Linked DNA regions of Homo sapiens: regions 1, 2 and 4 are each linked to region 3. Evidence: chromatin contacts called from ENCODE Hi-C or POLR2A ChIA-PET data. All regions are on one chromosome and are shown on one strand. Each heading gives the region's core, a stretch centred on a gene start or an enhancer-like site at or near the end of the contact. The rest is flanking DNA. Distances are from core to core; before and after follow the strand shown.

The links. Hi-C counts contacts between places; a loop is a spot of excess contacts on that map. ChIA-PET counts read pairs that join two places held with the same protein, here RNA polymerase II (POLR2A). Pooled maps may share reads with other maps.
Region 1: a pooled map shows a loop between it and region 3 (12-fold over the local background). The contact joins the promoter of WDTC1-DT here to the promoter of DHDDS in region 3. A Hi-C loop is called at or near these places in 8 of 50 pooled maps. POLR2A ChIA-PET finds 5 or more read pairs at or near these places in 3 of 52 experiments (GM10248, H1 and activated T-cell).
Region 2: a loop to region 3 is called in a map of CD8-positive, alpha-beta T cell, with 8 times the contacts of the local background. The contact joins the promoter of STMN1 here to the promoter of DHDDS in region 3. A Hi-C loop is called at or near these places in 2 of 168 maps with a recorded cell type or tissue (CD8-positive, alpha-beta T cell and naive thymus-derived CD4-positive, alpha-beta T cell), 9 of 37 single-sample maps with no recorded cell type and 12 of 50 pooled maps. POLR2A ChIA-PET finds 5 or more read pairs at or near these places in 2 of 52 experiments (H1 and activated CD4-positive, alpha-beta T cell).
Region 4: a loop to region 3 is called in a pooled map, with 2.6 times the contacts of the local background. The contact joins the promoter of TRNP1 here to the promoter of DHDDS in region 3. A Hi-C loop is called at or near these places in 1 of 50 pooled maps. POLR2A ChIA-PET finds 5 or more read pairs at or near these places in 2 of 52 experiments (MCF 10A and WTC11).

The regions. Positions count from the first base shown.
Region 1 is chr1:27,233,058-27,236,046 of GRCh38, forward strand. It overlaps WDTC1-DT (WDTC1 divergent transcript), which reads right to left and starts at 1,372. Exons shown (of 3, transcript XR_947117.2): 1 at 1,205-1,372; 2 at 388-545. It overlaps WDTC1 (WD and tetratricopeptide repeats 1), which reads left to right and starts at 1,575. Exons shown (of 16, transcript NM_001276252.2): 1 at 1,575-1,894. RefSeq lists silencers at 1,395-1,454, 1,655-1,804, 1,995-2,044, 2,205-2,254.
Region 2 is chr1:25,904,563-25,907,711 of GRCh38, forward strand. STMN1 (stathmin 1) reads right to left here and starts at 1,857. Exons shown (of 5, transcript NM_005563.4): 1 at 1,827-1,857; 2 at 102-176. The coding sequence starts at 114. MIR3917 (microRNA 3917) reads right to left here and starts at 1,892; the gene lies at 1,800-1,892. LOC105376885 (a long non-coding RNA gene) reads left to right here and starts at 1,988. Exons shown (of 2, transcript XR_947102.1): 1 at 1,988-2,084; 2 at 2,474-3,149. RefSeq lists silencers at 796-1,090, 870-1,289, 1,680-1,769, 1,790-2,099.
Region 3 is chr1:26,430,586-26,433,573 of GRCh38, forward strand. DHDDS (dehydrodolichyl diphosphate synthase subunit) reads left to right here and starts at 1,736. Exons shown (of 9, transcript NM_205861.3): 1 at 1,736-1,791; 2 at 2,306-2,423. The coding sequence starts at 2,361. LOC124903883 (a long non-coding RNA gene) reads right to left here and starts at 1,652. Exons shown (of 2, transcript XR_007065557.1): 1 at 1,388-1,652; 2 at 170-533. RefSeq lists enhancers at 955-1,491, 1,276-1,335, 1,406-1,465, 1,492-2,028, 1,566-2,055.
Region 4 is chr1:26,992,320-26,995,388 of GRCh38, forward strand. It overlaps TRNP1 (TMF1 regulated nuclear protein 1), which reads left to right and starts at 1,373. Exons shown (of 2, transcript NM_001013642.3): 1 at 1,373-2,293. The coding sequence starts at 1,468. The coding sequence ends at 2,151. RefSeq lists enhancers at 231-732, 733-1,232, 986-1,145, 1,370-1,870 and silencers at 1,286-1,615, 1,646-1,705.

The DNA of each region.
Region 1 (2,989 bases), core at 122-2,621, 800 kb after region 3:
TGAACCTGGGGAGCTGCAGATAGATGATCTCAAAGCTTTCTTCTAGTCCCAAAGTCTATGATTTTTTATATTCAGTAGAACAGCTGTGGTGGAGAGTTCAGGGGGAATGACCCACAATATTTTTAGGAGAAAGGCATAAAAGGCTTTGTGAGCGGTTTCACAAGGATAGGTTCTTACTCCTCTAAATGGGGAGAAATCTCCCTTGCGGAGAAATCACCAGCAATTAGAATACTACCTTTGTCTCTGGGAGTATTCAGGTATTCACAGACAAATTCGTACTCATGATGTGAGCAGAATTGGAAAAAAAAAAAAAAAAAAAAAAAAAAAACAAGCGACACATGGAGTGATAAACACTATAAATGCCAAATACATATATTCAGTCCTTACTGAGAGCGGGTGCTGTCTGGTTTTCACAGGAAAGACAGGCAGTGTTAAAAGGCTCAGACTCTGGTGTCAGGCAGATCTGGGTCTAATTCCCAATTTGCCAACTTATCAGGACCCCGGGGGCAAGTTGCTTTTAGCCTTTCTGCTTCAGCTTTCCTTTTCTGCAAAACACAGACAGCAATAGTACCTAGCTAAGAGACTGTACCCAATCCAGTGCGAATAAAAGTGAATTATTGTTAGTATCTGACAAATGGCACCCTATGGGTGACAAGTTTCCTTTGTCAGAAGGTGACACGTCTTCCCTTTCTGACTTGAGGTTTCACGGGTGGGGCCTGGTCTCTGCCTTAAGAAGATAGGCTTAGTGCCACCCTTGTCACCTTGGGAACTTCCTTAATAAAGAGGAGGGTCTCTCCTCCATCAGACCCGGGACTCCACAAGGCTGGAACTGCGTCTCTTCCTCAGAGGTGGGAGCAGCAGTGACTCCGCTAGGGTCAGATGGACCTAGTCGCTCCCATCACCCCGAGGGCACCCAGAGTGTGTGTGGCTGACTCCTCTCCAGGCTACTCAGCGTAGGCCCGATTCTCTTTCATTCTCTTCCTTAAGGCCCAGGAGACGTCAGTGAGGACTGTGCCACTTCAGCAGCCCCCCAGAGCAGGAAGGAGTGGGCTGAGGAGCCCCCCGGGGCCCTAGCCTGAGAGGTCCCAGAATTCGGGGGCTGAGAGGAAGTCTTAGGAGCTCTTAAGGGGCTGTGAGGGGACCTGGGGTTCAGTGGGCGAGCGTGTGGGCGGGTGTCCCAGAAGCGGTGTGAGGAGCGTTTTACCCGGTGGTGGGGTGGGAGGTGCGTCCGGGTAACTAATGGCAACCGGGCGGGGTGAGCCCGCTCTGCAGGAACTCCTCGACGGCGAAAAACTACGACTCCCAGGGTGCCCCAGGGCTTAGCCCAGCTTTCCCGCCCGCCCACTGGCTGCCGGTCCCGCAAGCGGCGAAGCCCATTGGCCACGGCGGTGCGGGGCTCCCCCACTAGCAGGTTAGTGGGCGCCGCCGGCAGCAGACGTTGACCGGGCGCGGGGGGGTAAGTGGGGGGGCCCGGCTAGCCATTCTGGAAGCGGCCGGGCGCAGTCTTCGTAGCGTACCCGCCGGCTGCGAGGCGCAGGGCGGAGGCGGAGACTGCGTGGCGCAGGCGCGTTGCTGGGCTTCTCCTGGGTCCCCAGACAGCTGGAGGAGATAAACAGAGGAGGAGGAGGGAGGGGAGTGCGTGTGTGAGAGCGCGCGAGGGAGTGTGAGTGTGTGTGAGCGCGGGTGTGAGGCGGTGCGCAGGGGCGGGCGGAGGCGCTGTCCGGCCCCGGCCAGGCGCCGGGCGGGGAGCATGGGAAGGGGCTAGAACTGCTCGAGCCCCCCAGCCCCCTCCCCGGGATCCGCGCCCCCCTTCCCGGGAGAGGGGCCGCCCCCCCCGGACGGACATGGGCTCCTGAAGTTGCGCCGCTGCCGGTCGGGGGAAGAGACCTGACAGGTACGGGTCACCGCCGCCCCCTGCCCTCCGCGGGCGCCGAGGCGGGGACCGGCTCCCGCAGCCCCGGTGAACGGGCCGCCCGCTCTGGGCCGGCTCCAGCCCTGCCGGCCTGGGGGCCTGAGCCTACCCGCCTCGGGGCCCCGGGTGTCCCGAGAGGGGCCAGGCCTCGCCGGGGCGGAGGGCAGAGTGGTCCGGGGGCGGGGTGGGGGCGGAGGGTTTGGTCGGGACGCGGGGGGAGGCTGTGGGAGTCCGGGGAGGCTCTGCGGAGGGAGAGGTGGAAGTCATTCCATCATGGGACTTTTTTGCGGAGTTTTTGTTTGACATCTGATCTGGCGCCGGAGTCAGGAAGAAGGGGCAGGTGTAAGTGCTGGGAGGGCAACGCCGACCTGACCTGCCCTCTTAGCTTCTCGCTCTCTCTCTTTCTGTTTTTCTCTCTCTCTTTCTGTGTGTGTGTGTGTGTGTGTGTGTGTGTGTGTGTGTGTGTGTCCACAGCAGATGCCTTCAGTGGCCCATCCTGGCACCAAACAACTCTGCCAAGGTGTTTCCACCAGGCGACTGTAGCACCCCGTATACAAAGGGCCTCTGCTTGGGAACGGGCTATTCAGTACCCACTTCAAAGGGTAAATAGGAAGTGAGGAGATAGAAGAGAGACTGCGAACCAGCAGGATCCACTTCTTGGACTGAAAGCCGCAGTGGGACGCCCCTTTGCCAGATTGGTTGACTTTGCTTGGTGGCTTGGGCTCTCTCTCCTCTGCGGGTGTACTCCCAGGGTTTCTAGAGGAGAGGTACAGGGGCCTGTAACTAATGTCTTAATAGCCGAATTTGACTGTTTTCCCCAGAGTTCTTTTCTTCTGTGACTTTCTTTAACCTCCTGAAGTACTGGTAGAGCAACGTTATAGTTTTTCTCTCAAGTTGGTGATTTTAGGAGCCTGGTAGGGTGGCTGAAGCTTCCCCATTCATTCCAAGGATGGGGTAGATGATCTGGGTAAAGTGGCAGTGAAGTCTTCCCTTTCTAACAAAGCCTGAAACCGTTTTGAGAAGAAACTATTTTGAGGGCAGCTTCTGACTCAAAGACGTTACGAAATCCCCACCTAG
Region 2 (3,149 bases), core at 607-3,106, 530 kb before region 3:
GACCAAAACATAAGTGCCAAATCAAAGGCGAAGACCTGAGCCATCTCAATCTAAAATCATAAGCCCATTACAATTTCAGATTTTCCAAATAGATTACCTACCAGAAGAAGCCATGGTGAATAGAAGACAAGCGACAGGCAGTGTATTCTGCACAATCAACTGGGATAAGGAAAGTCCTGAAAATGATTTTCAAAAACATGCAATCACTTTCTTTGCCTTTCTATATGTCATCAACCCAAAAAAATCTCACATCACATCTACATACATCGTCAGAAAAATACGTGGAATAAAGACGTCTAAATTAACCACGAAAAAAATTATCAAAATCTACTAAATAAACATTGGGAAATATGACCTGAATATGATATTGGTTCCAGAAAATCAAGTTAACTGAGCTTTCTCGGTCATAAAACTCTTGGATTTTTAAAATCAGACAAAGTCACAAGGGTGAAGAATTTTTCCCCCATAAACTCTTTAACATTTCACCGAAACTGTAAGAAGATATTCCAGATTCAACTCAACAGTGCCCCCGGAGCCATCTTAATACTGCCTACAACTCATTGTGCAAATGAAATACCCACCCCTGCTTTGTCTGTGTCTGACGTGGTGGATAAGAAAACGCCCAAGCTAATAGTAACCAATAATGTTGAACTCCTATTGTCCCTCAGGTTTAAGCTTCCTTGCCCAACAGCAAGCAAAATGTTTATGAACCTCTAGATTTTGACTTATATTTGCTGCCGTTATGTCATGAAAAATGCTGTATCTCTTGTTGATCTTTTTAACATTATGACTTTTGTAGACGCCAGCTAGTACCAAAAACGTAGGATGACAGGTTCCCAAAAGCTAGGAATTAAAATCAGAGGCAGCGACAAGATTTAAGAAAAGCAGAGAATTAGACGCAGCACCGGACCCAGGATGGGCGTGGCCCTGGTCCGGGCGAGGAAAAGAGGACCGGTCGCCCCCGGCCAATCAGAGCACGCCTTGCGCTCCGGCCCCTGGCCCCGCCCCCTTCCTCCCCGCGCCTTTTCGAATCTCCCCGAACTCAACACCCCGGAGCCCGCGCGCGTGGGAAGGGGAGGGGTGGGCGGGGCTAACGGTCCAATCCGGGTAACTCCGCCCCTGCCTGACTCCCCCTGCGCGGACGCCCCCCCCAACTCCCGCCAAAAACACCTCCAGGCCGCCGCCACCACCCCCTTCACAGTTCAGCGGGTGGGGCAGGCCCCGGGAACAGGCCCCCGGGTGGTCCCGCGGTGAGCTCGCCACCGCCTCCCGCCGTCCCCATGCCCAACCTGCCGCCACCCACGCTGTCCGCGCGTCCGGCCGCGAAGACAGAAGAACCCTCGTGGGGCCCGGGAGCGCCGCCCCTCAATCACCAGCTGCGGTCGCCAGGGGACGGTCGCAGGGAGGGTCGCGGCCCTGGCTGCCCGCAGTTTGGTCCTAAAGCCGCTGGTCCCTGGGGCACCGCCCCGTCCCTTCAGACAATGGGGAACCCGGCGGGGCCCGCAGGGAAGGGAGGGAGGGAGGGAGGTAAACGAGGGCCCACGCCCCCTATTGTCTCCTCGACGGCACCCCGGAGCGGACGCCCGGTGATCGCCCAGCCCCCTGCCCACGAACAGCCGCGCCCCCGGAGAGCGGGGACAAAGGCGAGGCTCCGCCCGAGCCACACACAAAGCGGAGCGACCCCCGCCCACCAACCCCTCCGAGGCCCGCAGCCCCGCCCGCCGCCCTGCAGCAGGGGGTCGCTGCCACGGCCCAGCCCCTCCCGCCGACCGCGTCCCTCTTGCTGGCCTCAGCCAGCCGCCGCCTCCTCCGAGCCCCGCACCCACCTGCTCAGTCCGAGCCGCCTGACCACACTCTGAGCACCAACAGACCCGGGCGCGCACAAAAGCGCCAAACAGAGGCACGTGACCTCCGCGCGGGGCTCCGCATTGGCCGAGAGCGGCGGCACGTGCCGCCCCCGCCCCCCACAACCCGCGTGGAGCGCCGCCCCCCGGGACCCCGAAGCACCTCGGGAAGTGTAGTCCTGTCCCGGAGGGCAGGAGGACAATGCCGGGGGTTGCAGGGCGCCTGGGGAGCATCCCCAGGTGTGGGCCTGGGACTAGGGGGGTGGTCTCGCCGTGGAAGAGGGCGTGGCAGTGGACCCCGGACTAGGTCCGAACCAGCTCCCCATTCTCGAGAACAAGGGCAGGGCGGAGCAGGCGGAGGGCGGGGGGGTCCTTCCCTACCTTTCCAAACTTTGGCCGCCTGGACTCCACCTTGTAGAGCCACATGCCCGCCTCGCCCCAAGGGCAGCACTCGGACAGAGCAGTGCCCCTTCTAGTGCGCCACCCACATGGGTGCCTAAGACGCCCGAGCCCCTGTGACAGCACAATGCCACTCCACGCCCCTGCAGGGCCCCCTGCCCCCGGCACCCTACACCGACACCGGCGTGTCACCCATATTGTGACATCATCGTAATTTCTAATCCACTCAGCCCACAGGTCGCGGGCGTGGCCCTTCCCTCACTGTGTGCGTTCTTGCCAGCATCCTCAGGTTCCCGAGCCGGTGACCAGGGACCTGTGCGGGAAAGCGTGGGGCTCTGGAATTTGATCGCCTTTGGTCTAACAAAGCCACTCAGCTTAAATGCAGACTCCATCTGTTCTTCCAAGCCTTCTGCGGATGATAGGGGAGGAAGAGCAATAGCCGTTCTAGACTACACAGATTGCAGTTAAGTGTTGCTTTTGTTCTCAGAGCACGTGCTCCCCAGAGCAGCACTGGGTTCTTTTTAAAAATCGAAAAAGGAGCCACAAGGTCACTGTTCTCCCTGACCTGGATAGCTCAGAACCTCAGCAAAGGCACAAAGGAAATTGGTCTGACCGTGCCTTAGAATAACTGGCCCTTTCTCTCACAAAAAGGGGAAAAAAATAAATGAAATGAACATGGTCCCCGCCTCCTCCCATTCTCTGACCAAGACCGTGTCCTCGGTTGGTGGTCAATACACCAAGACACCTGCTTTGAGATCTTGACTAAGCAGAAGAGATATCTTTATTTTATTAATGAGCTGCATCTCCCCAAATCAAGAAACAAATGTGACCAACCTTCCTGAAACAACAGTCCTAATTTAGAAAGACTCTCATGCCTAGTTAGTCACCAGGGATGTGCCAGAGATA
Region 3 (2,988 bases), core at 486-2,985:
TATTCATTTCTACTCATCTCTAGGGCTTTCTTTCATCATGTTGCTGTGTTAAAATAACCCCTTTCATTAGAAAGAGTGGAAGACATAATCAATTAGAAAGTGCCAATAAAACATCTCTTCCTTGCCTCATTTCTTTAATAATATTGTAAAATGAAATGCGACAAAAAGGTTCTTTGACAATTGTGAATTTTTATTCCACTCAAAACATAATACTACATAAAGTTGTATTATGCTTTGCAAGAAATACTGGTTGTGGCCGGGCGCGGTGGCTCACGCCTGTAATTCCAGCACTTTGGAAGGTCTAGGCAGGCAGATAACGAGGTCAAGAGATCAAAACCATCCTGGCCAAAATGGTGAAACCCTGTCTCTACTAAAAATACAAAAATTAGCCAGGCTTGGTGGCACGCGCCTGTAGTCCCAGCTACTCAGGAGGATGAAGCAGGAGAAACGCTTGAACCCGGGAGGCGGAGGCTGCAGTGAGCCGAGATCGCGCCACTGCACTCCAGCCTGGGCGACATAGCCAGACTCCGTCTCTAAATAAATAAATAAATAAATAAATAAATAAAAATAATACTGGTTGTATAAGAATCTGTAAAGAATTTTTTCCTCCTCTTTCAATTTTGAGAAAATTGAACTACAAATTTGTTTTGTGAGCCTAGAATTCTTGCAACCCTTTTTTTCGTAAAGGTTCAGTAGAGCTAATGCCCTTAACTTTTCTACCAGGGTTAATTTCTGTTATTTTCATTTATGTACTGCCAAAGCGAGCACCTTTCTGTTATTTTAGAAGTCATGCTTTTTTTTTTTTTCTTTTTTCAGACAGAGTTTCGCTCCTGTTGCCCAGGCTGGAGTGCAGTGGCCTGATCTTGGCTCACCGCAACCTCCGCCTCCCGGGTTCAAGCGATTCTCTTGCCTCACCCTCCCGAGTAACTGGGATAACAGGCGCCCGCCACCACGCCCGGCTCATTTTCTGTATTTTTAGTACAGACGGGGTTTCACGATGTTGGTCAGGCTGGTCTCAAACTCCTGACCTCAGGTGATCCGTTCGCCTCGGCCTCCCAAAGTGCTGGGATTACAGGCGTGAGCCACCGCGCCTGGCCTAGAAGTCATTCTTATGGCAGAAATCTTTCTGGCCTTACCCCTTCTCTTGAGTTCGTTGGGATAGGTCTTGGGAATCCACAAATCCTAAAATATGCGTGCCTTAAGTCGGCACAAAATAGATTAATATTCTGCGCGTCTGTAAGATTGGCTGCGGCTAGAAACTCCTTCCCAGACGATTAAATCCACTAAATAAAATACGAAACGGTAACGAGATAATTTTTAAGAGTATGCACCAGTGCTCTAATGAAGCCCGGTTCTGCGGCATTCCAAGGTAAGGACGCTGCCTTACCCAGTCTCTCAGCAGTCCTAAGCTGCCTTCGACGGCCGAGAAGCGCCTCGATTCTTGCCCCTGGCTCATTTCCCTGGCGCGTTTTCCAGACGCCTCCGCTCCCAACGCTGGGCTCAACCCTGTCTTCCCCAGCTGGTCTCCCAGCACGTGGCCTGGAGCCCAGCCTCCCGCCCCGCTCGGTCACGTGAGCCTGGCTCTCACCCGCGCCGGCTTCCACACCCCGCGGGACTGAGAACCGCCCTCCCACTAGCTCGCAGGCGCAGGCGCAGGGCAGGGTCCCCTCAGTTTGGGTGACGGAAGGGGCGTGTCGCAGCGCCCAAAGATGACGTGTTCTGCCAGCGCCACGTCATGAGGAAGTGCCGGCCCACTGAAGCCGTGGGGACGCGCCCAGCGGAGCTAATCAGGTGCCACTGAACTGAAGGGGTGAACTAGAGGAGAAGAGGGTGACTGGGCGGGGAGCAGCTGCGGGAGAAGCAAAGGGACGACTGAGGGAATAATCAGGAGACCACTGAGGCGTGAAGTACTAGGCGTGCGATAACTGAAGGAGTTAGTAACTGGGAGCACAGAGTTGGAAACAGCTTAGGGGAAGATGGAGAAGGAAGAAACGGGGAATGATCAAGATGTGGGCACCATGATGTGGCAGGAAACCGACTTAGATGTTCAGAAGAAGTCAGTGCAGATACGGAGGAAATGGGAATGGGAAGAAGTCTGCAAAGCCAGGAGAACCGAGGAAAGGCTTTTGCCTCCAGAGGTCACATTGCGTTATAAAACTCTGGGTGGTAAAAGATTATAGGCTTAGACCAGTGTCTTTGGATTCTAATGCTGGCTGCTCTCCATAGTCCATCTGATTCCCCAGAAGTCAGTTATAGCTCTTCGCAAACCTTGGTGACTTCTTATTTTCTTTCTTGTTTATCCAAGATTACCTGGCTGGTGTTTGCTTGTTCTGGAGTGATCTTCTGACTGGAAAAGAACTATGTCATGGATCAAGGAAGGAGAGCTGTCACTTTGGGAGCGGTTCTGTGCCAACATCATAAAGGTGAGCAATGGCCCAGAGCACCGGTTGGCCTTCTGGTCAGTTGGATAATCTTATATAAAAACCTGTTATTAAAGTTGATGATGTTAAGTGCAATTCATGATGTTAAGTGGAATTTAGCAAGGAAACCAAAGAGTCTTAGAATGGTAACTTCCAGGTCTACATTTCTGGTAGACTTTTGTCCTAACTCTGATATTTTCTGGAAGCCCAGGCCTCTTAATGTCACTGGGCAGCCTAGACTGCTAAGTATTCTTTATAGAGAACTGAAATTTGTTTCCCTGGAACATTGATCCATTGTTCCATGTACTGTCTTCTTGATTTAAATAGGTTAATCTTTGATATATTCTTTGATCTGTCAGTAGAGCTGGGCCCGGTCACTCACGCCTGTAATCCCAGCAATTTGGGAGGCTGAGGTGGGCAGATTGTTTGAGCTCAGGAGTTGAGACCAGCCTGGGCAACATGGCAAAACCCCGATTCTCCAAAAAATTAAAAAAATAGCAGGGCTTGGTGGTGTGCACCTGTAGTCCCAGCTACTCGGAAGGCTGAAGTGGGAGAATTTCTTGAGCCC
Region 4 (3,069 bases), core at 123-2,622, 560 kb after region 3:
TGAGACTGAGTCTTGCTCTGTCGCCCAGGCTGGAGTACAGTGGCACAATCTCTGCTCACTGCAACCTCTGCCTCCCGAATTCAAGCGATTCTCCTCCCTCAGCCTGCTGAGTAGCTGGAACTACAGAGGTGCGCCACCACACCTGGCTAATTTTTTTGTATTTTCAGTAGAGACAGGGGTTTCACCATGTTGGCCAGGCTGGTCTAGAACTCCTGACCTTAGGTGATCCACCCACCTCGGGCTCGCAAAGTGGTGGCGGAGCCACCGCGCCCCGCCAGTCAGTTCCCCGCCCCCGCACACCCCCCTTCCCCCTTCCCGCCCCCGGCTTTTTTTTTTTTTTTTTTTTGAGACGGAGTCTTGCTCTGTCGCCCAGGCTGGAGTTCAATGGCGCGATCTTGGCTCACTGTAGCCTCCGCCTCCCAGGTTCAAGCGATTCTCCTGCCTCAGCCTACCGAGTAGTTGGGATTACAGGCGCCTACCACGACGACCGGCTAATTTTTTTCTATTTTTAGTAAAGATGGGGTTTCGCCATGTTGCTCAGGCTGGTCTTGAACTCCTGGCCTCAGGTGATCCGACCGCCTTGACCTCCCAAAGTGCTGGGATTACAGGCGTGAGCCACCGCGCCCGGCCAGTTTCCCCCTCTTTAAAATGTGTAGGAACACCGGCTGGGAGGAGTAAACACGAGCCGGGGCAGGGAAAGAACTTTGCACACCGTGGGGTCCGGGGCTCCTCTGTGATGCCACCAAGGTTTGCAGGCTCAGCGGCAGCGCTGAGGTATTTGTTCTGCGAATAAAGCGCTCTACCTATCGTGGAATCAGTCCAGCTAGATCCCCGTCCCACCAGGACGGCAGTCGCCCCTCTGCGTTAACCCTTCCACTGCCCTAGTGAGGTGGGAAAGGGGGTCCTTGAGAGCCCTATGGCCCAGGAGAGACCGGGCAGAACTGATTCGGCCAAGGGCAGCATGAGGTGTGGGAGGAGCACGGCACAAGGAGTCAAGCCTCCTGCGTTCTAGCCCAGGCTCTCTTCGCACAGAGGCCTTAGGCAAGACCCTCCCCCGGATGGAGACCGGATTCCGTGAATTTCTAAACACCAGCTACCAGAGCTTATGACTCTGAGGGGCCAAACCAGGGAAGATGAGGCTCCCTTTGCACCCAAAATTTGGGGAGAGGCGAAAGGGGACCGGATGCCCTAGCGGAGCAGAATCCGGCGAAGGGCAGGACCTGAAGGGTTTGGGGAATGCCCTGAATGTGCAGAGCGCGGGGGGGGGGGGGGGGGGCGGGGCGGATTCAGGGCGTGCCTGTCTCTGATTGGCTGTGCCGCCCGTCGCTCCGCCCCGTGTTCTATAAGATGCGCGGACGGCGGGCGCGCCTCTGGGGTGGGGGCTGTGGCCGTGTCTAGCTGTTCGGGTGTGCTGTGGTCATCCTCCCTGCGCACCTACAGCCGCAGACCGCCGGTGGGGGGCGGGGGATGCCGGGCTGCCGCATCAGCGCCTGCGGCCCGGGGGCCCAGGAGGGGACGGCAGAGCAGAGGTCGCCGCCGCCGCCCTGGGATCCCATGCCGTCCTCTCAGCCCCCGCCCCCAACTCCGACCTTGACTCCTACCCCGACCCCGGGTCAGTCCCCGCCGCTGCCGGACGCAGCTGGGGCTTCAGCAGGCGCGGCCGAGGACCAGGAGCTGCAGCGCTGGCGCCAGGGCGCTAGCGGGATCGCGGGGCTCGCCGGCCCCGGAGGGGGCTCTGGCGCGGCTGCGGGGGCGGGGGGCCGCGCGCTGGAGCTGGCCGAAGCACGGCGGCGGCTGCTGGAGGTGGAGGGCCGCCGGCGCCTGGTGTCGGAGCTGGAGAGCCGCGTGCTGCAGCTGCACCGCGTTTTCTTGGCGGCCGAGCTGCGCCTGGCGCACCGCGCGGAGAGCCTGAGCCGCCTGAGCGGCGGCGTGGCGCAGGCCGAGCTCTACCTGGCGGCTCACGGGTCGCGCCTCAAGAAGGGCCCGCGCCGCGGCCGCCGCGGCCGACCCCCCGCGCTGCTGGCCTCGGCGCTGGGCCTGGGCGGCTGCGTGCCCTGGGGTGCCGGGCGACTGCGGCGCGGCCACGGCCCCGAGCCCGACTCGCCCTTCCGCCGCAGCCCGCCCCGCGGCCCCGCCTCCCCGCAGCGCTGACCTCCACGCCCGGACCCCTGGCCACCCCGACAAGCTTCGCCGAGGTGCCGACCGACCGACTGATCGCGGACGCCGGCTGGAAGGACTACGGATCCGCAGGAAGAGGCAGTTGGGGGCCAGGGGCCCAGTAGAGGAGGCTGAGGTGCGGTCTTAGCGGCTGGTGCGTTCGAGGGTCGGTCATGGCGTGTGGGGGGCTGGTCCAGGGCCCGGGAACTCCCTTCCCTGGAGCTTCTGGCGTCTGCTGGGTCCCTAGTAAAGCTGCCACTTTCTGTTGCCGCCTCTCCCGACCATCTGGAGAGTGAGAGGTGGTAGCATCAAGTCTCCATTATAAGAGTTGGACTCTTGAGGGGGCTCAGATCCCAGGAACGGGTTGGCGGCAAACTTTTACCACTTGGAACCTGCCGCACGGATGCAGCACCCCCCATCCTCACCCCCACTTGCGTGGCCTTTCCCGGGCCCCTCGGAGCTGTGAGCAGTCTTGCCCTTGAGGATGCTGCTTCCTGGCGCCGCCCAGCTCCGTGCCTTCGGGAGGACAGAATAATGAGGCCCCAGGATGGGGTGGAGGCTGGCACAGGGCTGTACCACTGAATTCCCCCTCTAGGCCTGTTTCACCTTTGGGGAGACGGAATCCCAGAGAGGTTTAGGATTTGTTCTCTTCATACTTAGGCCCTTCTTCTTCTAGGAGACAGCTTTTCTTATGCCGTCATGCAGGTTCGCAAAAATTACAGCCTGACTCACATAACCAGGACAGGATGTCTGGCACCTGCTCACCCAGGGATCCTTACATAGCAGAACCTAGAGGCTTAACTCCCAACCTGTTACTAAGATGGCTCGGCCAGGTTGGAACCAGGTGATACCCTTTAACAGGCCCCAAGGGGGCAGGTGTGGTATCAGCTTCCAGAAAGGGGGGCCTTAAAG